Linked DNA regions of Mus musculus: all the other regions are linked to region 3. Evidence: chromatin loops called from intact Hi-C (ENCODE). Cell type or tissue: left cerebral cortex. All regions are shown on one strand.

Region 1 (5,000 bases), 54 kb before region 3:
GTGTTTCTGTATGTGTGTGGTATGTATGTATGCATGCATGTATGTATGCTCACATGTATGCACCATAGTGCACATGTGGGAGTCAGGACAACTTTGTGGAGTCAGTTCTCTCCTTCTCTGTATGTGGGTTTCAGCGATCAACCTCAGGTCGCCAGTCTTGAGTGGCAACTGTCTTTGCACACTGAGTCATCTTTAACCGCCCCCCCCCCCAATCTGGAATTCTTGATTTGGTAAATTTGTGATGATGAATCTGATCTGTACCAATGAGAAACTCTACAGTCTGTGCTGAGCCTGGAGGTCTTTCAACTACAGAACACAAAATCCCTGCCATAAGTCTAAGGACTCTTCTTTTTTGAGGCCACATCTGCTAAATGTCCAGCCTGAACGTTCACCAACTCCAGCAAGAGTTTTTTAGAGATAAGATTAGCCTTGGCCTGGCATGGTGGCAGCCACCTTCAACCCAGACACTTAGGAAACAGAGGCAGGTGGATCTCTGTGAGTTTGAAACCAGCTTGGTCTACAGAGCGAGAGCCGGGACAGCTAGGGCTACACAGAGAGATTCTGTCTCAAGCAAACAGAAAGATTAGCTGAGCCAGCTGTGGTGCGGGCTGAGGCAGGAAAGACTGCTATGAGTGTGAACATAGTTTGAACTACACTATCAAGACTGTCTCGAAAACCTGAAGCCTTGTCAGGATATCCTTGTTAATCATATCCTTAATCCCAGTACATAGGAGGCATATGCTTGTGGATCTCTGTAACCAGGAGTATTTTGTTCCCAGAATAATGACTCTGAGACTTAATTATTTATGAGTAAATGCTTAGGTCATAAGCTTGGGCTTGTTCCCAACTAGCTAATGACAAATATCTCATTTATTCTAGTCTATGTATACCATATGGCTATTTACCTCTCTTCAGTTTCATGAGTCTGTCTCCTCTGAGCCCAGGGTGAAATTCCAATCTCTATCAGAATTCCAGCCTTCTATTTCCTGCCTCTTGCTATTAGGCCATCAGCTCTTTATTGGCAGGAGATGGGTTCACACAGTACACACACAAGAGATTCTCTCTACAGATCTCTGTTCGTTTAAGGCCAGCCTGGTTTACACCAAGAGTTCTAGGACAGCTAAGGCCACATAGATAGACTATATATATATATATATATATATATATATATATATATATATATATGCCACTCCCAAAAGTACATATATGCAAGATTATTCTACAATTTATATGGAAAGGCAAAAAAACTAAAATAATTCAAATTATTTTTGAAAAACAAGAATAGAGGAATCCTTTTACACAATTTCTTGCCTTATCTATCTTTAGTATTTGTTCATATCAAAACTGTGATATGGGCAAAATAATAAATATCTAAGCATAATAGAAAACCAAAAGCTACCCTCAGACAAGCATAACCAAGTGGTTTTTAATTTAAAAGTTTTAAAGTTACATGGTATTTATTTTGGGAGCATATTTGTGGGGGAGGGGCACATAATGCCATCATACACAGCCTTCTTCCATGCAGGTTCTGGAGACAGTTCTCAGGTTATCCGGGCATGGTGGCAAATGCCTTTACTCACTGAGCCACGATCTCACAAGCCCACAGACTTACTGTTGACAAAAGCAGTTCAATCAAGGAAAAGTTAGGGTTTTATTTTATTTTATTTTATTTTATTTTATTTTATTTGTAAGGTAAGGTCTTAGGCAGAGGCAGGCAGATCTCTGTGAATTCGAGGACAGCCTGGTCTACAAAGTGAATTCCAGAGCATCCAAGGCTACACAGAGAAACCCTGACTTGGGGAAAAAAGCCAAATGAAACAAAACAAAACAAACAAAAACAACAAACAAAACAAAAAGATAACAGTCCAGATTGATTTCAAAATCATGATCCTTCTCTTTGCCTCCCCCAAATAGTATTTAAAACACTTTAAAATTAATTTAAAGCCAGGCAGTGGTGGTGCACGCCTTTAATCCCAGCACTTGGGAGGCAGAGGCAGGCAGATTTCTGAGTTTGAGGCCAGCCTGGTCTATAGAGTGAGATCCAGTTCAGCCAGGGCTACACAGAGAAACCCTGTCTCAAAAAAAAAAAACAAAAAACAAAAAACAAAAAACAAAAAACAAAAACAACATCTGTTTGGCATTGGAGAGATGGCAGATGGCTAAGAGATTAAAGTCACTTGTTCTTGCAAAGAACCAGGGTTCCCAGCACCTCCATTGTAACTTACAACCACCCAAATTCCAGTTCCAAGGCATCTGCTGTCCTCTTCTGGTGTCTTTCAGCAGGTGTGCATGTCATTTATGTGCATTCATGTAGGCAAAGCACACGTGTACCTGTGAGAGTCAATACTCTCTTTCCACCACGTGGATCCCAGGAATTAAACTCTGGTTATCAGGTTTGTCAGCAAAGTGCTTTTTACCCTTACCCACTGAGCCATCCCTAATTGTGTGTGTGTATGTGTGTGTGTGTGTGTGTGTGTGTGTTTGTATTTGTTTGTTTTGCTTTTTTCCAACTCTGTGTAGTTCTCCTGCACCACCACTGCATGGCTCCAAATAGTAATTTTAACAAATGGTGTGAGTTATTGGGTGTCTATATGTAAAACAAACAAAAACTCTCTTACCTCAATCTCACAGTTCTGACTGCTCCCACCTACAGCACTCCTTAACTTCTTTTTGCAGAATTGGAATAGGGCATCTTTAGGAGTGCTTGTAAGGGTGACCCCAAATATACTTACCTTCGCTCACTTCCCGGGGTTCCCAGACTCTTCCCTCAAGATCCTAGAGGAGATTTTACAGATCTTCCTAATGTTTTGCAGTGAGAAACACGCGAAAATCCTGCCAATTTCAAGGAGCCTGTTTTTCTGAGCAAGAATGCCCCCACCTTAGGTGCTAGGCTGACGAATGGGAGGCGGGGACCACTGCTGTGACAGGAGCAGCCCCGCACCCTTGGGAAAGCTAGAAGGCTTTACTCTGGAGGCCCTCGTGCAAGGAAGCCGTCCTGCGCATCCTCCCCACTCCCAGAAAAGGAAGGGTATAACAACACTGCAGTGAAGGAGCCCAGGGTGCTTCCGGGTGGGAACGCCGCTGCAGTGATGGGGAGACTGGATTGAGGGCAACCGCTTTGGTGAGCACACAAACGAAGGCACATGCCGCGAAAGGGGAGGTTTCTGCAATAACCTATTTGCTTCTTGTGGGGGGCGAGGCCTAAATGGTTTCCGATGCGGTGATGAGGGAGGGTCACTGCAGTGAGCGGGAGTCCACCCAGGGCGGGGTGGTGGTGGGTGGGCCACTGCAGTGTTGGGAAGAGGGGGGGATGTGTTTGCAGACTCGGCCGCCCTGTTTTGCTCACGAAACTCCTTACCTCCAGAAGGATGGAGAGGGGGCGCTCAGCTTCACTGTGCCGTTGGTGGGGGTCGTGCAGTGGCTGGGGTACTGGCTCTCTGCACTGCGGTCTCTTGCCTGGCTCTGCCGGCCTGAGCTGACGCGCGGAGGCGGTGCGGTGCCCGAAGGAACTGAGCCGCAGCCCCCTCCGCAGTGGCGGGCGGGGCAGAGGCGGGCTGGAGGGGCGGCCTCTTGGAACCCGGGCGGGACTACCAGCCAGCAGCCCGGCTGGCGCCCCTCTCCCGACTCACAGGATCTCAGTGGTAGTTCCGAGGTGGATCGCGCAGGTGCAGGAACAAGGGGCAGTCTGGACATCAGAGGAAGCATCACCCACTCTTGTCTGGTCGCGACGCCCCACAACTCCACCAAGAAGTGACGGTGAGGCTTGGGCTGCCCAAAGGGAGGGGGCGATCCCAAGACCCACCCTGTAGCATCCCCTGTGGCTACCTAGTCTCAGGCCAGCCTGGGCGGGGAGAGCCGCTCTAGATCAGATGACATGGACTCCCGCTGCCGCGACACCTCTGCACATCTGACTTCCCGAGACGCATTTTCCCGTCCCTTTCTAGTTCTTCCTACTGCAACCTTTCAAGACGGTCTACAGCCTCTCTCAGTACTCCAGTCACGAAAGGCAAGGAGAGATAAAGACTGCAGCCTTTTCAGCTCCCGACCTCACCCTGTCCCTGGGGACCCTTGTGAGCTAGGGGCGCCTAGGGCAATGCTGGCCCTTTAAACCTTTGCTTTCCACCCAGAGTATCTTCCATCTCTCCAGAAGCACCACTTCCGACAGCTGGCAACCGTGGAGAGCCAGGAGGCAGGGGGCAGGTACGGGGGCGGTGGTGAGGCCCCGAGAAGGTGCAGGAACAGCTGTGGGCACCACCCCCCAAGCCCCCGGCTCGCAACCCGCAGCGGGACTGGAGGACGCCTGGACTGGAGGGTTAACCATTAACCCTCCATTCCCCCATTGCGGAGAGCTGTTCCCTGCTCCTGCTACCCAGGTAACGGGCGAGGATGCCCATCTTTCCATCCTTGCACACACACACACCCCTCTTGTTATCTGCCCCGCCACCTGTCTGCTTGGACGCTGCGGCTTGGGGGTGGGGGTGGGGGTGGGGGGGTCTCCCGACTCAGCCTTGCTCCCTCTGCAAGCTTTCATCCCCAGGTCCCCAGGTACCCGATAGGGTCAGGTGGCATAGCTAGTTTTCATGACGCTGGAGCGAGGTGCCCCTCATCCAGCCCCTGTTCACGCAGGGTGGGCACCATGCCTGGCCTGTACTGCCCCACCAGCTGGACGCCGCTGCCGCTCACCGACTCCTGCGTCCGGGCCTATGCCAAGGGACCCTGCCTCAGCCTGCGTGCCCGGCTTACCTACCACAACCCACAGCCCCAGCCGGTGGAAGGTGAGACCTGGTGCGGGCGCGGGGAGGTAGCAAATGCCAGGTGGGGTTCGAGAGCAGGTCTGCCTGTTCCTGCTCGCAGGCGTGTTCGTGTACCCTCTGGCTGAGGCGGAGGTGGTATCTGGCTTCGAGGCCGAGGCGGCCGGACGGCGCGTCTCCTTCCAGTTGCATAGCCGGCGCCGATCACAGGCCGCCTGCTGTCGCGCTCTGGGCCCGGGACTAGGGACC
Region 2 (5,000 bases), 110 kb before region 3:
TGTCCAGGTTGGCTCTTCCTCATTCTCTCAGTTTGGATATCATAGGAAATCTTTTCTCTCCTTTTTTGTTTTTATGAGACAGGGTTTCTCTTTGTAGCCCTGGCTGTCCTGGAACTTGATCTGTAGACCAGGCTGACCTTGAACTCAGAGTGCTGCCTGCCTCTACCCCCCCCCCCCCCCCCGCCCCAGTGCTGAGATTAAAAGCATGTGCCACCACTGCACAGTTGAGAAATGGGATTTTTTTTTTTTTCGAGACAGGGTTTTTCTGTAGCCCTGGCTGTCCTGGAACTCACTTTGTAGACCAGGCTGGCCTCGAAGTCAGAAATTCTCCTGCCTCTGCCTCCCAAGTGCTGGGATTAAAGGAGAAATGGGATTTTAAAATCCCATGCCCAACTAAACTGGAGTAGAGGGCAAAAGGGGTCTCTTATGTAGCCTGGGCTGTCTTGAAACTCTCTATTTAGACCAGGATGGCCTCAAACTCACAGAGATGCTCTTGCCTCTGCCTCCAGAACTCTGGAATTAACGGCATACGTCACCATCACACCACAGTCACAGATTTAGCTGAGGAAAACATTAACGTTTAGCTGTCTTCCTTCCCAGCTTTTCTGTTTGGATAATTATCCCTGAGAAAGGGATCAGTCCAATCCTAGAATATATATAAAATACATACAAATAAATTTTATATATATATATAAAAACACACACACACACGTTTGGGAGAATCAAACGTGGTGTTTAAAAAAAAAAAAAAACAGTAAATTCAGCAGTAACAAGCTTATGCCAAGTTGTGTTTGTAAAGTAGCCAGTCTTCGAAATCTGGAGACAATAAAAGACTATAGTAATTCAAAATTTACAATTGGTTTCGACAAATAGCTTTGGTCTCTTAAAGCTACCCCACTTAACTAGGAACAGGAAGGGTCGCAGAGACTACACTTCCCGTGATTCTCAGTGAAGCAAACAATGGTTGGAGTGTATCACGACACGTGTTGCTTGCAAGGCGCACTAAAGCTGACGTCTTCTCTGTCTTGAAGGCTGTCGGTAGTTGTAGTTTTGTTGAGCCTAGGGCGCTCAGATGTGTCAGCTTGAAAGCTGCGGGGACTGACGGGACTTGTAGTCGCCGCTGGAGGCGAGCGCGCAGGCGCAGCTGCGATCGGGGCGGGGTGGGGCGGGAGCACTGCAGTGAAAGCCGAGGCAGCAGACAGGCGAGCTGGGGGCGGGCGGACATCTTGGGATCCGAGAGTGGCCAGGCCGGCCTTGTGGGGGCTGCTGACTCCAGGTGAGCTGGGAGGCTTGACTTAGAGGTCCTTATCAGGCGACGAGGGTGCTGTGGTAGCCTGCCTTGCCCTGCACGGTGCTGGGTGGAAAACTGCCCGCACCGGGGAGTGGCCTCAGCCTTCAGACCCGGGAGGGAGTAGACAACCGGGCGGGGGTGCCTTGGGCGCGATTGCAGCAAGGGCGGGGAGCAACGCCTTCCAGTGACCCGCCAGGCGTCTCCGGGAAGAGACTAGGGCTGGAATCCTAGAGCGGGAGACGCCGCGCGGCGCCCCATCCCTAGAATCCTGACAACCGCTCAACCCCGGGGTTTCCTATTTCCCCATCCCCCAGGACATTGACATCCCCTGGTGCCACTCCCTTGGACAGTGACAGGTCTCTCTCGAACACTGAGAGATTCCATCCTCCTGGTTTACCCCCACGGCTCTTGTACCTCAGACCTGTGACAGCCCCCGCATCCCGTGGTGACATCTCCCGGGCCTAGATGTCTTCTCCTCCCTCAGCTGAGAAAAACTCCACCAGCCCCCTATGCTTCACTAACAGAAGAGTAGGCCCTGTCTCTCAGCTTTCTCTTTTTCTTGTCTATCTCTTTTCGCTGTTTTTCGCTCCTCCCAAGCTCCTATGACCTTTGCCATAGGAGACCTTTAGGGACTCCCACAGCTGTATTTGGTGCTTTGGGGTCATCCTGGTCTTTTGCTAGCAATTCCAGCTAACCCTTTCCTTAACTAAATATTGCATTTTCGTCCAGGACACACACACACCGCCCCCCCCCCCGAGGTCACACACACCATCCCCCACCCGAGGTTGATACCTGTGGACTTGGTCCTTTGCTCAGCGCTCAACCTCCATTTTGCATTTTCTTTCTCACCTTCTTTGGACTTGTCACTGGGCTTCAAGGGTTAACTTTTCAGTTTCAAAAAGTCTGTTAAACTAACCTCAGTGAAATTAATATCTGGACTAATCCAGAAATCTAGAACCAGATTAACCCCGTTACTCAAATATTCTACCTTAATTTTGACCAAAATAATTTGGGCAGTCGAGGCATTCTGTTATCCCTGCCCATTGCTTGGTAAACACCAGGCCAGAAGTGACTGACTTGGCAGATTTGGAGACACAATTTAGATGGCAGGATTAATGCTACTACATACAGACCTAATTTTTGTCACACTTAGAAATTTTGAAAAGACAGTAACCAGAAATAACTGTAAAAGGGGCTCAGCATTGAAGAGTTCTTACTGCTTTTCCAGAAAACCTGAGTTCAGGTCCCGGCACATGTCATTTGGCTCAGTACCACCCTAACTCAGGCTTGAGGGGTGGAGGGCAGTGTTCAGTCTAACACCTAGCTTCCACACATACAGCACACTGGCATGTACCTGTGTGTCGGTAAAAATGAAATCTTTTAAAGAACTTATTAAGCGGGCCTCTGTTCCTTTGTCTGCTTATCTCTCTGCCTGGGAAAGATGTGCCTGCTTCAGCCACCTTCCTGGCTCTGTGTTAGAGCCTAAGGGCCTCTTCCCTCCCAGCCCCACCTCACCCTGCACACCCTTTCCTGGAATGTGTAGACTTCTAGAGGGTCATGCTCCGTTGCCTTCTTGGAAGGGTAATGCTTGCTCTAAAGGTTATGCCTGGTGGCAGGCCCAGGCTCAAGCCAACTAGAGTAATCCCTCCCGCCACGCCATTCCTGCATCTGCAGGCAGGCCTTCTCTGTGACTCACTGGAAGCAGCAGGAGTGAGAGTGCACAGTAGGGGGCTGAGCTCGGCCTTGTGGTTACTTTCCTCAGCCCTCAGAAAAGGCTGGATAAAAATGGCCTAAATCCCCGGGCCTCACACTCTTAAAGTGCTGTCCCCTATCCAGTGTGGAAAAACAGGAACTGGAGCCTCGGGAGGGCTGCGGAGGACTTGGGAGTCACTTGCTAGAGGACTGAGTCAGGAAACAAGGCGGGCCTGTACAGCCCCATTGGCGTGGACGGGTTCTAAAGATTTCCCCTTTCCCTAATCCCCCCTCCCCTTTCCTACCTAGGTCTGTTCTCAGAGCAATGGGTCACAGAGACTGAGCTGCCACCATGATCGGAGGCTTATTCATCTATAATCACAAGGGGGAGGTGCTTATCTCCCGGGTCTACAGAGATGACATCGGGTAAGTCCCTTGACTGAGCATGCTGTGTTTCAACCTCCCTGTTGCCTCAGCCTGAGCATGCAATATAGCCTGGTTCCCATTGGGCACTGGCCTAGCTGCTAGGCTCCAGGCCTCGGAATGACACCTCCACCCCCTAGGGTTAGGAATCCCTGCCCTTCCTGCTCCCTGTGTCTTTGGGGTAGGTCTGGTGGCTGAAGACCAGGTGCTTTTGCCTGGTCTTCCTTTTAGAAGGGAGCACTCTCTCCAGTGGGTGTAGTTAGTGTGTGTGTGTGGAGATACTAATCCATCTAAATCTTGCTTTCAAATCCTTCTCATATTGAGAGCCTTCCCTAGATCCCCTTAAAACCTCTCTGTAGTCTGCTGACTCAGCTGTTTTCAGTTCTCCTGGGCCCTCCCTGGTTGTGAACCGGCTTACTGTGCTCTGCGGGTCATGCTGCCTTTGTAGCTCATCTGGGTGGAGCTGGACAGCTCCTAAGACCTCCTAAAGTCTCACTTCTCACTCTGCCTCACACTCTGGCTGCTTGCTAAGAGATCCTCCACTGTCTAGCCTGAGGCTAGGCTCTTCTGTTTCTTCCTGCCTTGGTTTTCTTTCTCAAAAGAGCTTGAGATAAATAGTCTCAGAATAGACCTATGGTAGCTCTCCTACCTTCTTGCCTCCCTGGCTAATGGGCTAGCTTGGTGTGGCTGTATCCATTTTTTGGTGGTAAAGCTAACCTAGACTTAGTTTGTGGCAGTGCCTAGCCTAAGTGAACCTGGCTGGTTCCACTCCTTCCTGCTACTCCCAGCCTGGATGGTCCTGGTTTATGCCACAGCTGGGCCACATGGCACCCTGCATGCCTTAGCGTGCTCTCTACCTGTTGCCTGTCTTGTCTGCTTCTCCCTCATGGTATGTGCTGCCCACCTTGGTGTGTTGTGTGTCGTCTAACCCTCTCTCTCCTTGCTGTCAATCTCCTCCTTGCTGACGTCATTTCTCTCATCCCATCTCATTGGCTGATGTAGCAATAGGTAAGCAGCCTGTGAAGCTGCCGCTCAGGTACAGGGGGTCCTGCCCCCCCAAATTGTTTTCCTTCATCATTTTTCATCCCCTTCAGAAGTCAGACCTTAGAAAAGAAGTGGGTGGCACAGTCTATAGCCCCTCTCACCCTTTAGAGTAGACTCTTCCAAGGTCATACTAGTTTTATTCAACTCCCTGAAGAGTTAGCTTTCCCCACTGATGGACCCAACAGAGATCTCTTTCTCTGCAGGCCTGGAACTTCCTGGAAAGCTAGAGTGGGGACAGCTGGGGTGTATCTGGGAAAGCAAGTCAGGCCCAGGAGTCAGTTTATTAACACTACAGGCACTCTTCCCGTTATTATCATTTGAGTTCCCCTTTAGGTAGCAAGCCAGTGCAGAACCTTCTCCCAGGACCCTGCAGGTGGTATAAGAAGGGAGCCCTAGTGGTTTAGGCCTTGACTTATGAATATATGTCAGATTTCAGTGGTGTGGAGGGTGGGGCAGCCAGCATCTGTAGGTGATCCTCAGGGGGTGAGGTCTGCCTAAATACTGAATTGCCTCTTTGCATCTTTTCCCTTAGGAGGAATGCTGTGGATGC
Region 3 (5,000 bases):
AGCGAGGGACTGAATCAGAAGGAAGGTAATGGAGGAAGCTGGGGTGATCCTGGGGTTTCAGGTAGAGTGAACTGATTGCATAGAAGTCTGAACTGTAGAACTGAGCAAAGAAACATTTAATCTTGGACCAGCAAGATGGCTCAGAACATCCAAGGCGCTTGACACCAAGCCTGATGACCCAAGTTCAAGCCTCAAGTCCCACGTGGCTGCTCCTTTAGGTTGACTTCCAAGTGCCCCCTCCCCAATAAGTATTCATCATCATATCATCATCATCATCATGGAAACTTCTGAAGTCAAGGAGGGCTATTAGGGCAATAACAGGAGTGGGAACAGAGAATGGAGTGGGTAGCTCACCTATCTCTCTATTGAAGCTGTGCTTCTGGGTCCAGTGCAGTTTGAGATATTGCCTTACATATCTCTGGAGTCTGAAGCCGAAATGGCTCCTAAAACCCAAGTCAAGCTGTTGTCCAGCTCTGTGGGACAGGAAGAGAGGCCTTCGGACTAGAGGTCCTTGCTATCTCTGGGACCCCGCTCCTTCTTCCTTTTCAGTCCTGCACTCCGAGGTGGCAGACCTGCATCTCCAATACAGATGATGCCCTTGGCTTTGCTCTGGGTTCACTCTTTGTGAAAGCCACATTTGACCGACAAAGCAAGGAAATCGTGAGTCTTCATGTTTCTAAAACTACCCTTTGATTTGTTTAAAAACCTGCTGGTCATTTATGTGTATGCATAGGAAAATTGGGAAGGGATTTCACTAAGCAGCACATTGGGGGGTGGGACTATGAGGTGTGGGGTTCCTTGCATTTTTCTGTAATTTACAAAGTCTTATACTAGGTTTATGTTACCTATGTAATTATCAAAACTTTCCAGGTGTGGTGGCATGTGTCTTTAGTCCCAGCACTTGGGAGGCAGAGGCAGGCAAATCCCTGTGAGTTCGAGGCCGGCCTGGTCTACAAAGCAAGTCTAGGACAGCCAGGGCTACATAGGGAAACCCTACCTCGAAAAACAAACAAGCAAACAGAAATAAAAGCAAGGGGGCTGGAGAGATGGCTCAGCAGTTAAGAGCACTGACTGCTCTTCCGAAGGTCCTGAGTTCAAATCCCAGCAACCACATGGTGGCTCACAACCATCTGTAATGAGATCTGACTCCCTCTTCTGGTCTAAAGACAGCTACAGTGTACTTACATATAATAATAAATAAATCCTTAAAAAAATAAAAAATAAAAGCAAACCAAACCAAAAATAATACTTAAGAGATAATAATAGGTGATAATAATATTAAATATTAGATATTTATGGGAGACCTGAGATGTCCAATTATGCAGTAAAGGAAAAATAAATAATAGGATGGATTATGATACCACATTTAAGTTGAAGATAAATTAGTTATTTATTTAAAAAAAATTAACAGTCTCACATTTTTTAGATGGTTCAGTTGGCCTGGAATTTACTATGAATTCCAGGCTAGAACTTGCCTCAGCCTTCTGATACCTAGAATTTATTTTTTAGATTAAACAACTATGTCTGGCTTTAATTTTTTGATTAAAAGAGAGACTGGTAATGCCAGTATTGCATCTGGAGCCCTTTAACATGCCTGACAAGTTTGTTACCCCCAAGCAAGAAACCCAACCCTGAGATGAGGTTGGCCTGGTACTTGCTGTTGTAGACCATGTTGGCCTCAAAGTTGTGATGCCCCTTCTTCTGCCCCTGCCTCTCATACCTGGCCTACTGAAACATTTTAAAGCAGAACGAAAGCAGATTGCAAAACTATATACACATTGCATAACACAGTTCCATATTCTGTCTGAATTTCTGGGGTAGGAAAAACACTAGAAATAGTCAGACTGTTAAAAGAAGATAGCTGTGTGATGAGATTATCAGTGATAAGTTTTCCTCAGTTTTCAACTGTACAAAATCTGTTCATTTGTCTCCTATCTAACCAGATAAAGAACAATGTAGATAATGAAAGTATATTAATTCACCCAACTGCCAATTTAAATGTTTACTTAGTTACTTGGAAAAATGCCACCCACAATGACAATAATGTCCCCTGTGGTGGTCCCACCCTCCCTGCTGGGCAGCCTTTCTTCAGGACTCTTCATAATCCATGACATCCTGGATAGACCAGGATGGAACCCAAGGGCCAGTGGAGGGCAAAGAGGCAGTCAGTGCAGGGGAAGCTGACTTGTGACCCTCCCCTCTCCCGCAGGCCGAGGGGATGATCAATGAAATCCGCTCTGCTTTTGAGGAGACCCTGGGAGACTTGGTTTGGATGGATGAGAAGACCCGGCTGGCAGCCAAGGAGAAAGTAAGCCATGGCTGTGTCGGGGGCGCCATCTTGAGGCGGCGACAGCCCATTGAGTTTTGCTGGGATCTAGGAGGGAAATCCTTACCTTGGTCTCTGTAGGCAGATGCCATCTATGATATGATTGGTTTCCCTGATTTCATCCTGGAGCCCAAAGAGCTGGATGATGTTTATGATGGGGTGAGTACCTCTGCTCACATACTAACCTTCAGATCCTGCGGCTCTGGCATTGTACCCGGCCTCAGCAGTAGAAGTTCAGGCACTGAGGACAGAAGGCAGATACAAGTAATTAAGTTGTCTAAGTATAATCTCTGTGCCAGGTATGGGCCAGTTGACAATAAAATATAGCATTAATGAAGGTTGGAATTTGGAGTGCTTCCTGAGTTGACCATGTTCCTACTTCTGTGTAAGATTGGACAGGACATATAACTTGGGCCTCAGTTTCATCTGTAAAATGGGACTTTAGTAATACTCACCTTGCTGGGCTGTAATGGTGCAAGCCCTTAATCCCAGCACTTGGGAAGTAGAGGCAGATGGATCTTCAATTTTATGGCCAACCTGGTCTACAGAGGAAGTTCCAGGGCAGCGAGAATACACAAAAACAAAGCAAACAAATAAAAGGGACTCAGCTTACAGGGTTGTAAGAACAAAAGAATGTAAGTTTAAAAAAAAAAAAAAACGTTGAATGTGGTGGCTCATGATTTTAATCCCAGCACTCAGGAAGCAGAACTCTTAGTTCAAGGTCTTGTCTACATAGTAAGCTCCAGGCTAGCCAGGGATGCAGAGTGAGACTGTCTCAAAACAAAACAAAAGCAACAACAAAACAGCCCTTGAAACTTAAGTACCTTTAAAATACTGTCAATTAGCTGTCGACAGCCATCTTACAGTAGAGGAGACAGAGGCTTGCTTCGAAAGCTCCTGCTGGGATTCTCCAACACGTTCTCACTTGCTTTCTCCCTTCCACTATTCCCATAGTATGAAGTCTCTGAAGATTCTTTTTTCCAAAACATGTTGAATCTGTACAACTTCTCAGCTAAGGTGATGGCTGACCAGCTCCGCAAACCTCCCAGCCGAGACCAGTGAGAATGAGCGGGCAGACGTGGGGCAGCCAGAGAGGTAGACCAGGGCTTTGGGGGATGGAAACGAGGAGTGGTTCAAGGCCCTTGAAGGAGACAGGCAGGGCAGGCCTTGGCTGTCAGGCTGGGAAGCATAAGGAGAGTGAGGCCCGTCAGCCTCGTTCTTCCTCCCTCAGGTGGAGCATGACACCTCAGACCGTGAACGCTTACTACCTTCCAACCAAGAATGAAATCGTCTTCCCTGCTGGCATCTTGCAGGCCCCCTTCTATGCTCACAACCATCCAAAGTGTGTCTGAGGCAGGAGGGTCTGGGTTCTGGGGTCATGTGGGTGAACTGGGAGAAGACCTGGAGGGGAATCAGGAAATGTCCCTGCTGTGACCTTATTCAGCATTCCTCCTCTACCAGGGCCTTGAACTTTGGTGGCATCGGCGTAGTGATGGGCCATGAGTTGACACATGCCTTTGATGACCAAGGTAGGGGCCCATTCTAGAATTCCCAGTGACTACTACAGTGATATGGGGTGTTGGGGGCAAGTCTTAGGGATCCTGGTGTCTTTGGGCTAGGGTTGTTTGGGGTATTTGTTCCCCCGTGGGTGGGTTGCAAAGATGAGTTCTTCTCAGGGCGTGAGTATGACAAAGAAGGGAATCTGCGTCCTTGGTGGCAGAATGAGTCACTGACGGCTTTCCAGAACCATACAGCCTGCATGGAAGAACAGTACAGCCAGTACCAGGTCAATGGAGAGAGGCTCAATGGACTCCAGACCCTGGGGGAAAACATCGCCGATAATGGGGGCCTTAAGGCTGCTTACAATGTGAGTGGCTGGGTCCCCCAGACTGTGTCGAAGGGTCCTTGGGGATGTGGGCTGGTGGACTTGCTACCTGTTATTCACCCAGGCTTACAAAGCATGGCTGAGAAAGCATGGGGAGGAGCAGCCGCTGCCTGCTGTGGGGCTCACCAATCACCAGCTTTTCTTCGTGGGATTTGCTCAGGTATGGCCCCTTGGGAGAACTCCCTCCAAAGGAAGGATGCCTTTAGAAGAAGTTGGGGTCATGCAGGAAAGGTGTTGGGGAAGTGTACTGAGAGAAAGCGTGGTGTCCAGAGCCCATGAAGGTAGACTTGAGGACAGGGGAATTTTCTATAGGATTTTACTTGAAAGAGAAGGACTGCTGGCTTGAGTGGAATGGATGGGGAAAAAAGCATTGATTCCCTCCTGTTACTATGGAGGAATGTGGAGAAAGAAACTATAGCTGGGGAATGCAAAACGGCTTGTTAAGGGTTACCCAGGAATAAAATAGGTAGCAGAGTTAGCACCCAGGCAGGGCCTCTAAGTACTTTACACCACAGAAAGCAGCCTTAAAGGGCTCAGGCTTTTCCCACAGCCTTGCCCATGCTGGGTTACCCACGTGCACTTTAAAGGCTTCAAGGGTCTGAGGAGGCATGTTCCTCTCTCTTGGAGCTGGCTAAGTCTCCTGCAATGGCCCCGACAACTCCTGAACTCACCAGCTGGGCAGTGGTGGTTCCTGACCAAGATGGCTCTGCTGTAGCTGAAGCTATGGCCTAGCTCCGCTCCACACTAGACACCATATGTCCCCATGTCTGTCCTGGCCCGCAGGTGTGG
Region 4 (5,000 bases), 94 kb before region 3:
CTTGAAAGAGCAGCAAGTGTTCTTAACTGCTGAACCATCTGTCTCCAGCCTCTAGGTTTCAATGGTGTGTGTGTGTGTGTGTGTGTGTGTGTGTGTGTGTACAGATAGAGGTCAGATGTTCGTGTTGAGTGTATTCTTCAACTGCCTCTAGTTTCAAGACAGTATCTCACTGGCCCTGGAAAAATGATTTTGCTCAGCGGACCAGCTCCTAAGTCCTGGTGATCTTACCTTGCCTACCAGCACTGGGGTTTAGGGTGTGGGAGTAAAGATGTGCCTCACGTCTCAGGACTGGAGACAGAATAACTAACATAAAGCAGCCTGGGAAACAGGCAGAAAGGCCTGGCTGGCCCTATGATTTGGCACAACCAATGTTTTTAGAGTCTCTGATCTATATTTAAAAAAAAAAAAAATCCTGCCCTTTTTTCCCCTGATATTCCAGAGAGTTTCAGTCTTTCCCGTTGTTTTTCTACCATTGTCTCCACCCCAAACCCTGTATCCTCCTGGGGCTGGAGAACCCTCTCTGATTTCCTGATACATTGGCTCAGTTGCATAGCTACTAATGTCTCAACTCTAAAGTAAACTGGAAGCGCCTAAGTACATTTTATACAGAAAATAGACCACAGTGACTTACAGATACATCTGACTTTACTTGGGTACAAGGGATCAAACTCAGGTCTTAATGCTGAGAACAGAACAAGCACTTCTCAGAGTCCTTTCTCCAGCCCCTGGCCTGAATTTACTGTAAACTGGTTATTAGATCTAGAGGTTCAATTGCTGTTTTGTTTATGCGGAAGTTAGTACAGTCCAGAATGGCCTCGAACTCCCAAATTGCCTGCCCTAGTCTCCTAAATGTATTATACACATATGGGTGTACTCAGTAGCTTACTGAGACCAGAGAATTGAGTACTCAGTAGCTTACTGAGACCAGAGAATTGAAACAAGGTTTCAAATGGCCCCAGAATGGCCTGGAACTCATTTTGTAGCAGTGGGGTGACCTTGATTTTTTTTTTTTTTTCTCCTTAGGTTTTTCTCTTTAACCCTAGTTGTCCTGGAATTCTGTAGATCAGGGTGGCCTTGAACTCAGAGATCTGCCTTTTTCTGCCTCCTGAGTGCCGGGATTAAAGGCTGGTTCCATCTAAGTCCAGCAACCTTGAATTCTTGATCATTCTATCCCTGCCTCCTGAATGTTGGAGTTATTGGCATGCACCGCACCCAGTTTTATGAGGTACCGGGGATCAAACACAAAGCCTCAGGGTAGACAAGCATTTTACCAACTAATCTATAACCTCAGGCATGCTGATAGCTTTTTTAAACTTTAACACCAAGACTGGCAGCTCCCCATTGCAATAATGCTTAAGCTGGATGAATGGGCAGTCGAGTGTTGTCACATGCCTTTAATTCCAGCACTTTGGCGACAGGCAGGAGGTTCAGTTCTTAAGTTAGCTTAGGCTCTCTAGAGAGATTGTCTCGGAAATATAAACGGGTGTAATTTGAGCGCATTGGAATAAAGTTGTCTAATTTTGCAAATTGAGTGTGTGTGTGAGGTGTATCTTTTACAGACACTTGAGATCTGCTTTGTCTGTAGACCCAGGATAAACAATGAACTTATAAAAGGGCTTGTTCAGGTTTTCTGGCAGTGGGTGATGTGCCTTGGGGTGGCAGAACTTCATTCTCAATGACCCAGTTGAACACCTATGAAGTGTGAAGGAACTGAGGACAGAGCAAAGAGGCAAGCAGAAGTGTGCTCCTCACCCAGCTGATTCAACTAGCAGGACTAATTGAAACTGATCCACTCTGGACCGAGAGTTGGCGTGAGTCAGCAAAACGCCAAAGGTGGGCGAGCAGCAGCATGCGCCTGCGGGGAAGGTATCCAAGCTGTAAAGCGACCCCCTCCCACGTTAGCCCGTGTCTAGGCATTTCTCCCCTCGCAACACCTCCCGTGCTCCCCACTACGATAAGCCTCGGGCGATCCTGCCACGCCCCTCGATACAACCTCCACTTTCCAGAAGGCAGCGAAAACCCGCACAGGTGGTAGACGTAGACGGGAAACTGGAACCGCGCAGGCGCGGAAGCTGCCACGCCTGCTGGACTCCGCGGCGCTTGCGTCCCGTTCTACTAGACCCGCCCCCTGGACTCACGCAGACTCTGCTTTCTTACGTCAACCCTGCGCATGCTCCTTGGGATGAGGGGTGCGATTTCGGGGTGGGGAGGAAGGGCAGGGAGGCGGTCCTAGGCCCAAGTCTCACCACGACTGCGCAGATTGGATCCCGAGTGAACATGGCGACTTGCGCTGATATCCTGCGAAGCGAGTTCCCTGAAATTGACGGGCAGGTCTTCGACTACGTGACCGGTGAGCGAAACTGAATTAACTGCCTGGGGAGGCCGAAGTGGAGGTTGTGGGGAAAGACTGAGGGCGGACAGTGCAGCAGACCGCTATCTGGTCTCTCTGCGTGACCTCTTATCTTGAGGGCCAGTGGGGTCTGGTGCCCCGAGTGAGCTGTACAGACACTGAAACTGCTCCTATATCCGCCCTACCCGTTGTCTGTCTTGTTCTGCGGTACCCGGCTCAGGTGTCTTGCACAGTGGCAGCGCGGATTTCGAGTCTGTGGATGACCTGGTGGAAGCTGTCGGGGAACTATTGCAAGAAGTGTCCGGGGACAGCAAGGATGACGCTGGCATTAGGGCTGTCTGTCAGCGCATGTACAACACTCTACGCCTGTAGGTGCCAAGGGAATGAAGTTGATGGGCAAAGAGAGGAGAATGGAGAACAAACGAGGGGGAAGGTCTGAAGGCTGTAAATCTTTTCTCCCAAGTGAGTGCTTTCTCTCTACCTACATAGGGCTGAACCGCAGAACCAGGGAAACAGCCAGGTGCTACTGGACGCCCCCATCCAGTTGTCGAAGATAATGGAAAACTATGGTGAGAGTGAGGGGAGATTGAACTAGCTGCCTTCTGCCTCCACCCCCAGCCACCACCTCGCTGCAGCTCAGGTCTCTCCATCTCAACAACAAGGCTTGTAGGAGCTAGCGGTATTTTTGTGACCATAAAAGCTTGTGATGGAGAACGGGGCCTGGAGGGCTCTCCAAGCTATTGTCTGTAGTAGGAGGCATACAGACCTTGAAGCTGGTTTTGCCAGTTTCGTACCTTAACCAACAGCGTGGTCTTAAAAGAGTACATTGGGCTCTTCTTAAGTGTGAGATCGTTTTGCCCTTTACTTCAAGGCTAATAACTGTCCATTTCAGTGTTATAATGCTATCTTTAAAACTATCCTTGGTTCTTGTTAGTCATTCAAAGTCTTCATTTCCCTTCTCTCATGGAGAAGGTGACTGCTTTTCTTATCACTTACAGACTGTGACACCAAACTTCCAGGACTGCTAAAGAGGGAACAGTCCTCGGTGAGAAGTGGGAAGGGGCTGTGGTGGGTGTGAGAGTTGACCGTCTACTGAATAGTGGGTGTATCTTTGGGCGAGATTTCTGGTGTGTCTTTCCCTGCGTGTTTGCTTATGTAGCGTCATGGGTAAGTTTAAGGGTTTGTTTGCAGTAATCTCTGGAGTTCCTTTTTGAACCTGTACCCTAGTATGAACTGGTTGTGTTTGGAATTCACTCAGACAGTAAATGCGAAGAAACTAGAGAAGGCTGAAGCTCGACTGAAGGCAAAGCAGGAGAAGCGTTCAGAGAAGGAAACACTGAAGACCAGCAACCCTCTGTGAGTTTGGGAAGAAGGGCTCTAAGCAGGAAGCAGGGCAGATTCTGGTATTGAAGGACTTTCGGGAGCCCTAAAAGCTGTCTGTTTCTCTTTTAAAAAGAGTCTTGGAGGAGGCGTCAGCTAGCCAGGCAGGCAGCAGAAAAGAGAGTCGATTGGAATCATCTGGCAAGAACAAGTCCTATGATGTGCGAATTGAGAACTTTGATGTCTCTTTTGGTGACAGGTGAGGGAATGGCCAGTGGCAGGATCTTTCTAATTAAAGGAGAAGGAGCTGTGTTTCTAGATGATTCTTCATCTCTCTTTCTTACCACCCCTTCAGGGTACTGCTGGCTGGAGCAGATGTAAACTTGGCATGGGGCCGACGCTACGGCCTGGTGGGACGCAATGGTCTGGGGAAGACGACATTGCTAAAGATGCTGGCTACCCGGAGCTTGCGTGTCCCAGCCCATATTTCCCTACTGCATGTAGAGCAGGAAGTTGCTGGAGATGACACTCCTGCCTTGCAGAGTGTGCTGGAAAGTGACACCGTACGAGAGGACCTGCTACGGCAGGAACGGGAGCTCAGCCTCAGGATTGCCGCTGGCAGGTGAAGGCTTTAGGCTTGAGGGTATAAGCAGCAGCTCTCTGTCCTGGCTGGCTTGTGTGAACTTGACACAAGCTAGAGTTATTTGAGAAGAGAAACTTTAATTGAGACAGTGCCTCCATAGATTGGTCTGTGGCAAGCCTGTATTGCATTTTCTTTTTTTTTTTTTTTTTTTTTTTTTTTTTTTTTTTTTTTTGGTTTTTTTGAGACAGGGTTTCTCTGTATAGCCCTGGCTGTCCTGGAACTCACTCTGTAGACCAGGCTGGCCTTGAACTCAGAAGTCCGCCTGCCTCTGCCTCCCGAGTGCTGGGGTTAAAGGCGTGCGCCATCACACCCGGCTTGTATTGCATTTTCTTATTTGGTGGTCGATGTAGGAGGACCCAGCTCATTGTGGGCATAGTGCCATCCAGGCTGCTGGTCCCGGGTTCAGTAAGCGAGCAGGCTGAGCGAGTCAGTAAGTGGTGTTCCTCTGTGGCTCTGCTTCAGCTCCTGCCTTGACTTTCCCCAGGGATGGAGTGTGACCTGAGAGTTATAGGATGCAACGAATCCTCTCCTGCCCAAGCTGCTTTTGGTCAGGGTGTCTCACCACCACAACAGAAACCCTGACTAAGACACTGTCCCTTAGATAGTGTCTCCGTAATTCACGTGGCCTCCCTCGTGAGCCGCAGAACTTGGAATTTGGCCTATAGAACTATAAAACTCTAACTGTCC
Region 5 (5,000 bases), 130 kb before region 3:
CAGGCTTTCACCTCAGTATCTGGCTCCCAAGTCTTCACTGGTAAAATTGAGTGATAGAGATTTTGTTTAAAAACAACAACAAATACCTTCAAATTTATGAAGGAAAATTATTTTCAACTCAATTGTATTTTTTTCTAAGTGTGTGTGTGTGTGTGCGCGCGCTCACGGGTTTGTGTGAAGGTGTTGGGGAGCACACGAGTGGCAGCATGCCTGTGGAGGTCTCCTACCATATGGATCCTGGGGATCAAACTAGACTGCCAGGTCTAGCCTTGCACCAACCTCAACCTCAATCATATTCTAGACATACAGCTCAAAGAATCTGGGCCTTAGTGGTATAAATCATGCCTACATCCACAAGACCCAATAAACAAACAAACAAATCCCTTTCTAGGTGTAGCACAAACCTGTGATCCTTGGCAGGACTTCCAGTTTTAAGAGCAGCCTGAGCTACATGCAGTCTCAGCTACAGAAACACCAAAACCAAAATTGCATCTATCTTTCTTTCTTCCTTTCTTTCTTTCTTTCTTTCTTTCTTTCTTTCTTTCTTTCTTTATTTATTTATTTATTTATTTTTAAGAGCAGCCTGAGCTAAATGCAGTCTCAGCTACAGAAACACCAAAACCAAAATTGCATTTTTCTTTTTTTTTTTTTTGATTGATTGATTTATTTATTATATGTAAGTACACTGTAGCTGTCTTCAGACGTACCAGAAGAGGGCATCAGATCTCATTATGGGTGGTTGTGAGCCACCATGTGGTTGCTGGGATTTGAACTTCGGACCTTCGGAAGAGCAGTCGGGTGCTCTTACCCAGTGAGCCATCTCACCAGCCCCAAAATTGCATTTTTCATGCTTTCAAAGAGACCTGTCAAAGGATGCAGTGAGCCTCACTAAAATAGAAATAAAGTGTCCAAGAAAAAAGATCCAGCTTGGAGGAGAAGTGCCCCTGGGGATGCAGAGAAGTCCCAGATGACAGCTAGATAGAGACAGCAGGCAGTGTTCACCAGAGCAAACAAAGCTGGTTTACCTAATAGATTGGACTGGTGAACAAGATGTGTCCTGAAAAACTGCATTGTGTGCAAACAATTATTGGTTTAAAAAATAAATAAATAAAGCCAGGCAGTGGTGGCGCACACCTTTAATCCCAGCACTTGGGAAGCAGAGGCAGGCGGATTTCTGAGTTCCAGGCCAACCTGGTCTACAGAGTGAGTTCTAAGACAGCCAGGGCTACACAGAGAAACACTGTCTTGAAAAACCAAAAATAAAATACAAACAAACCAAGAGAAAAAAAAAAAAAAAGCAAAAGAAACAAGTAATATACCAAGCTTAGCAGTACTTTTACTGTCAGTGTTAAGTACTCTCGACTTAACAATCATGGCTTCAATATTTTAAGAAAGTAAAAGTGGGAAGTTAATGGGCAATGTCTAGAATGTGTAAATCAAGAAATAAGCCAGGCATCACATGCCTGTAACCCCAGCCACTCCAGGAGTGTACAGGCAGGAGAGTAGAAAATTCAGGGTCATCCTGGACTCTGTTTTTAATATTAGGGCGGGAGAAACAGCTCAACAGTTAAGAGGGCTTGCTGTTCCTACAGAGTTTAGTGTCTGGCATCTCAGCAGGTGGATCACAGCTTCCCGAAACTTTTTTTTTTAAGATATATATTGTCACTGTCTTCAGACATCACTGTCTTCAGACATACCAGAAGAGGGCATTAGATCCCATTACAGATGGTTGTTAGCCACCATGTGGTTGCTGGGAATTGAACTCAGGACCTCTGGAAGAGGTCTTAACCACTTAGTTCTCTCTCCAGCTCCTGTGACTCTAATTCCAAGAGACTGACACCCTCTCCTGGTCATCTCAGATACCTATAATCTGTGCAGGGGGTAAAAACAAACCTTGAAAAGTTTTAATGCATTTTATTTATGCACAGACATTATTTGGAGAAAAAGATTAAATGAAGGATATAAACTGAAAACATGTAACTGCTACTGAATGCTTTCTGCTTATAATAAAAAAATTGGTTATGATGTAATGAGAAAAAGTCTAGAGAGGTATATAGATGTCAGATTATTAAGGGCCTTGTGTGTCATGTTGAGGGTATATGAAAGTCATATTGGGTAATGTGAAGAGGTTTCTGGGCAGAAGAGGTGACTGAAATGCAGGCATGTAATCAGAGAGAGAACTCAGAAGCTTGAGGCAGGAGAATTGTCAGGAGTTTCAAAGCCACACCTGACATACATTGTTACAGCTGAGAAGCTGAACCACCAACTGACTATAGGTAGTTTTGACATCTACTGTCCCAATCATACAGGGTTTCTCTGTTTAGCCCTGGCTGTTCTGGAACTTGCTCTGTAGACTGGCTGGCCTCCAACTCAGAGATTTGCCTACCTATCCAGTGTTTGGACTAAAGTAATGTTCCACCACACCTGGCTGCTTGCATTCTTTCTTAACTCAAATTTTTTCTTTTCTCTTTCTTTTGTCCTTTTTTTCCTCTTCTTTTCCTTTCTTTCTTTCTTTCTTTTTCTTCTCTGTATTTCTCCCTCTCTCTAAGAGAGGAGTTCCCTCCATAGTCCTGCTGTCCTGAAGCTCTCTGTAGGCCAGGCTGGCTTAAACTCACTGAAAGACACCTGCCTCTCTCTCCTGAGTGCTGGAATTAAAGGTAAGCGCTACCACACCCACTCAGTCCATTTCTCAAACTACTTGTTCATAGAGACGCTGAGATTATAGGGATAAAAACTTGAACTTGCTCAGCCCTCAAGGAACTCAGTACGGTCCGGTGGCAGCAACTGTGCTGTCAGCAGAATCCAAAAATCCGAGTTGAAGCCACCCGGCATCCAGGGATCCAGTTAGGTCTTCAAATCCATTCTCTTCTGCAGTCGGTGACACTTCTCTTCCATCCCTCCCCTCCTGCCCGGGACCCTGCACACGGTTCCGCCAGTCCCACCGGGCTGAGACTTCCAGGTCCAGCTGCCTGAACCCGGAGCACAGGGGACCCAGCGCCGCCCTGTGGGTGGGCGGGCAGTCGGCCGCAAGCAGCCAGCGCGGCTCGGAGGCGGGGCGGGGCCGCACTGGGCTCGGCCCAGAGCCGGGAGGGCCCAGGCCACCGGAAGAGTCGCGATCGCCAGCGGAGCGCCGGGAGTGGGGAGCGGAAGCGGTGGCGGGCGGCGCTGGGACCCGGGAGCGGCCGGAGAACAAGGGAGCTGGCGGCCCGGCCGGCGGCTGAGTGGGGCTGAGCAGCGGGCCGCGCCGAGCGCCGAGCTCTGCCGGAGAGGCCCGGCCCCGCTGCCCAAGCAGGCCGCGCGCCGCGGGGCCGAGGCCGGAGCCATGGGCGAGACCAAGATCATCTACCACCTGGACGGCCAGGAGACGCCGTACCTGGTGAAGCTGCCCCTGCCCGCCGAGCGCGTCACCTTGGCGGACTTTAAGGGCGTTCTGCAGCGGCCCAGCTATAAGTTCTTCTTCAAGTCTATGGACGACGATTTTGGGTGAGGATGGCCCCCGCCCCGCCTCCCGGGAGCCCGGGTCGCTCCGCTGCTAGGGGCCAACACAGCCAGTTCCGACTCCCCTGACTGCACTGGTTTCTAGCCCCGCTTCCAGCAAGGGAGCGACTCGGTGACTTGGGACACACTTGACTTTGAGGGACTCCCAGTCACCTCTTGGAGGCCTTGCCCCCCTGGTCCAGCGAGACGTCCCTCCCTAAGCAATCGGTTCCTACCATTCAAGCCCCCTCACCTCCCCACGGTCCAGCGGCCCCCCCCAGAGACATACATCCTTTCCACTCCAGTCCAAAGCCAGAATTCTCAGTCCTTCCAGGTGCCACCATTTAAGCATAAAGTTGGAGTATATTGACACCCGGCCTGCCTTCCCGGTCTTCTGAGCTCTGCAACTCAGAGCCTTATTTGGAGTGTGCTGTATCTAGGGCTGTAGCTGGTGGGACTTTGAACTGGAGAAGGAGGCGTTGGGGGCTGTTCTACCAGGCTGGATGATGGACCTGATGTTTGTCAAGCAGATTCCCCTCTCCCCTGGGCCGATGGGGTGTTGCCTGACTCAGAGGAGTTCTCACTAGCCAGGTGCTGGGGCCTTTTCTTTCCTGATGGTAGTCCCAGCAGAGATGTTGCATAGGGCTTCAGAGCCTGGATGGGAAGACTAGGAAGGGCCTATTGATGTTCTCTCTTGTCTTCCCCTCCCTACCCTGCTGCAGGGCTTTTGATGGGCAGTTTGGAAGCTGGGACTGCCCCTTTAAGAGAGGTTGGAATGTTGGAGCCTGAGGGTTTTGTAGCAGCTGGCCTGAGAGGGGGGTGGAGGGGGAAGACACACACACACACACACACACACACACACACACACACCCCTCTCCAAGGGGCTGAGGCTTGCCTACATTAACTGGACGGTCGGCCTAGAGGCTATGGAGAACACACACACACACAAACACCCTACCCCTCCCTGGGCCCTTCAAGGCCTGAAGGTCCCTCTGATGCACTTGCCTGAGGCCTGCACTGTGCTTGCAGCTGAGGCCCCAGAGCTGGGTGAGGGGAGATATCCCACCACCACCCCCAACCCCCCGCCCCCTGTGTACATTAGTCTGGCTTCTCTCCCAAGGCCTGCCCTCCCAGCCCCAGGAGGCAAGCACCTTCTGTCTCCTGCCGGACTTATTTGTCATTTTCTACCCCTGGAACTCAGCATTCGATGAATTCTTAGAAGTGTTTGTGTGTGTGTGTGTTGGAGAGTGGAGAATAGATCTATTACTGATTCTGTTCTTGCCCTGGGATGAGACTCTTGTGTGATAATGATTGTCTGGCTTTAGTCTAGAATAGGCAAACCTGGTTGAAAGACCCTGAAAATGATATATCTGGAAGAACTAAGGATAGGAGGTAGGTGTCTCAACCTGGCATGAGAGGAATAAGAGTAGGGTCTTTCTTATTATCCGAAGGAACTGGGATAATATTTCAGGGTATGCTAGGCCAGATGTCTTGAGGGGTTAGAATCGTCTTGTATCTCTACC

The links. Hi-C counts contacts between places; a loop is a spot of excess contacts. Peaks named below come from ENCODE experiments on the same cell type or tissue, not always from the same donor. Only the 100,000 strongest peaks of a DNase experiment are listed, where the experiment ranks them.
Region 1: a loop joins it to region 3, with 2.1 times the contacts of the local background. A loop is called at or near these places in 2 of 42 quality-filtered maps.
Region 2: a loop joins it to region 3, with 2.9 times the contacts of the local background. A loop is called at or near these places in 8 of 42 quality-filtered maps.
Region 4: it touches region 3 in a loop (2.3-fold over the local background); 8 of 42 quality-filtered maps call a loop at or near these places.
Region 5: a loop joins it to region 3, with 2.3 times the contacts of the local background. A loop is called at or near these places in 27 of 42 quality-filtered maps.

The regions. Positions count from the first base shown.
Region 1 is chr16:20,586,526-20,591,525 of GRCm38, forward strand. It overlaps Vwa5b2 (von Willebrand factor A domain containing 5B2), which reads left to right and starts at 3,628. Exons shown (of 20, transcript NM_001384105.1): 1 at 3,628-4,373; 2 at 4,627-4,775; 3 at 4,855-5,000. The coding sequence starts at 4,637. Gm35685 (predicted gene, 35685) reads right to left here and starts at 4,077. Exons shown (of 3, transcript NR_168482.1): 1 at 3,359-4,077; 2 at 2,733-2,775; 3 at 1,436-1,611. In left cerebral cortex, no CTCF peak of the experiment used is centred here; DNase peaks (open chromatin) are centred at 3,010, 3,562, 3,861, 4,109 and 1 more place; H3K4me3 peaks cover 2,280 bases; H3K27ac peaks cover 1,488 bases.
Region 2 is chr16:20,534,326-20,539,325 of GRCm38, forward strand. It overlaps Ap2m1 (adaptor-related protein complex 2, mu 1 subunit), which reads left to right and starts at 1,155. Exons shown (of 12, transcript NM_009679.3): 1 at 1,155-1,276; 2 at 3,293-3,409; 3 at 4,983-5,000. The coding sequence starts at 3,336. In left cerebral cortex, a CTCF peak has its summit at 3,031; DNase peaks (open chromatin) are centred at 1,042, 1,696, 3,016 and 3,899; H3K4me3 peaks cover 3,186 bases; H3K27ac peaks cover 1,814 bases.
Region 3 is chr16:20,640,066-20,645,065 of GRCm38, forward strand. Eef1akmt4-ece2 (Eef1akmt4-Ece2 readthrough) reads left to right here. Exons shown (of 20, transcript NM_177941.1): 12 at 550-660; 13 at 2,210-2,308; 14 at 2,408-2,485; 15 at 3,281-3,384; 16 at 3,558-3,668; 17 at 3,788-3,855; 18 at 4,003-4,193; 19 at 4,276-4,371; 20 at 4,995-5,000. Ece2 (endothelin converting enzyme 2) reads left to right here. Exons shown (of 19, transcript NM_139293.2): 11 at 550-660; 12 at 2,210-2,308; 13 at 2,408-2,485; 14 at 3,281-3,384; 15 at 3,558-3,668; 16 at 3,788-3,855; 17 at 4,003-4,193; 18 at 4,276-4,371; 19 at 4,995-5,000. Among named protein-coding and RNA genes, the nearest start is that of Psmd2, 9.1 kb to the right of the region's middle. In left cerebral cortex, a CTCF peak has its summit at 2,339 (motif pointing left); a DNase peak (open chromatin) is centred at 2,326.
Region 4 is chr16:20,546,396-20,551,395 of GRCm38, forward strand. It overlaps Abcf3 (ATP-binding cassette, sub-family F (GCN20), member 3), which reads left to right and starts at 2,208. Exons shown (of 21, transcript NM_013852.2): 1 at 2,208-2,350; 2 at 2,571-2,718; 3 at 2,840-2,919; 4 at 3,349-3,395; 5 at 3,609-3,706; 6 at 3,807-3,929; 7 at 4,026-4,292. The coding sequence starts at 2,278. It also overlaps the pseudogene Gm15760. In left cerebral cortex, no CTCF peak of the experiment used is centred here; a DNase peak (open chromatin) is centred at 2,136; H3K4me3 peaks cover 1,988 bases; H3K27ac peaks cover 1,142 bases.
Region 5 is chr16:20,513,873-20,518,872 of GRCm38, forward strand. It overlaps Dvl3 (dishevelled segment polarity protein 3), which reads left to right and starts at 3,114. Exons shown (of 15, transcript NM_007889.3): 1 at 3,114-3,483. The coding sequence starts at 3,323. It overlaps Gm16618 (predicted gene, 16618), which reads right to left and starts at 3,908. Exons shown (of 3, transcript NR_167658.1): 1 at 3,767-3,908; 2 at 1-37. In left cerebral cortex, CTCF peaks have their summits at 710 (motif pointing right) and 3,001; DNase peaks (open chromatin) are centred at 3,072, 4,018 and 4,162; H3K4me3 peaks cover 2,474 bases; H3K27ac peaks cover 2,187 bases.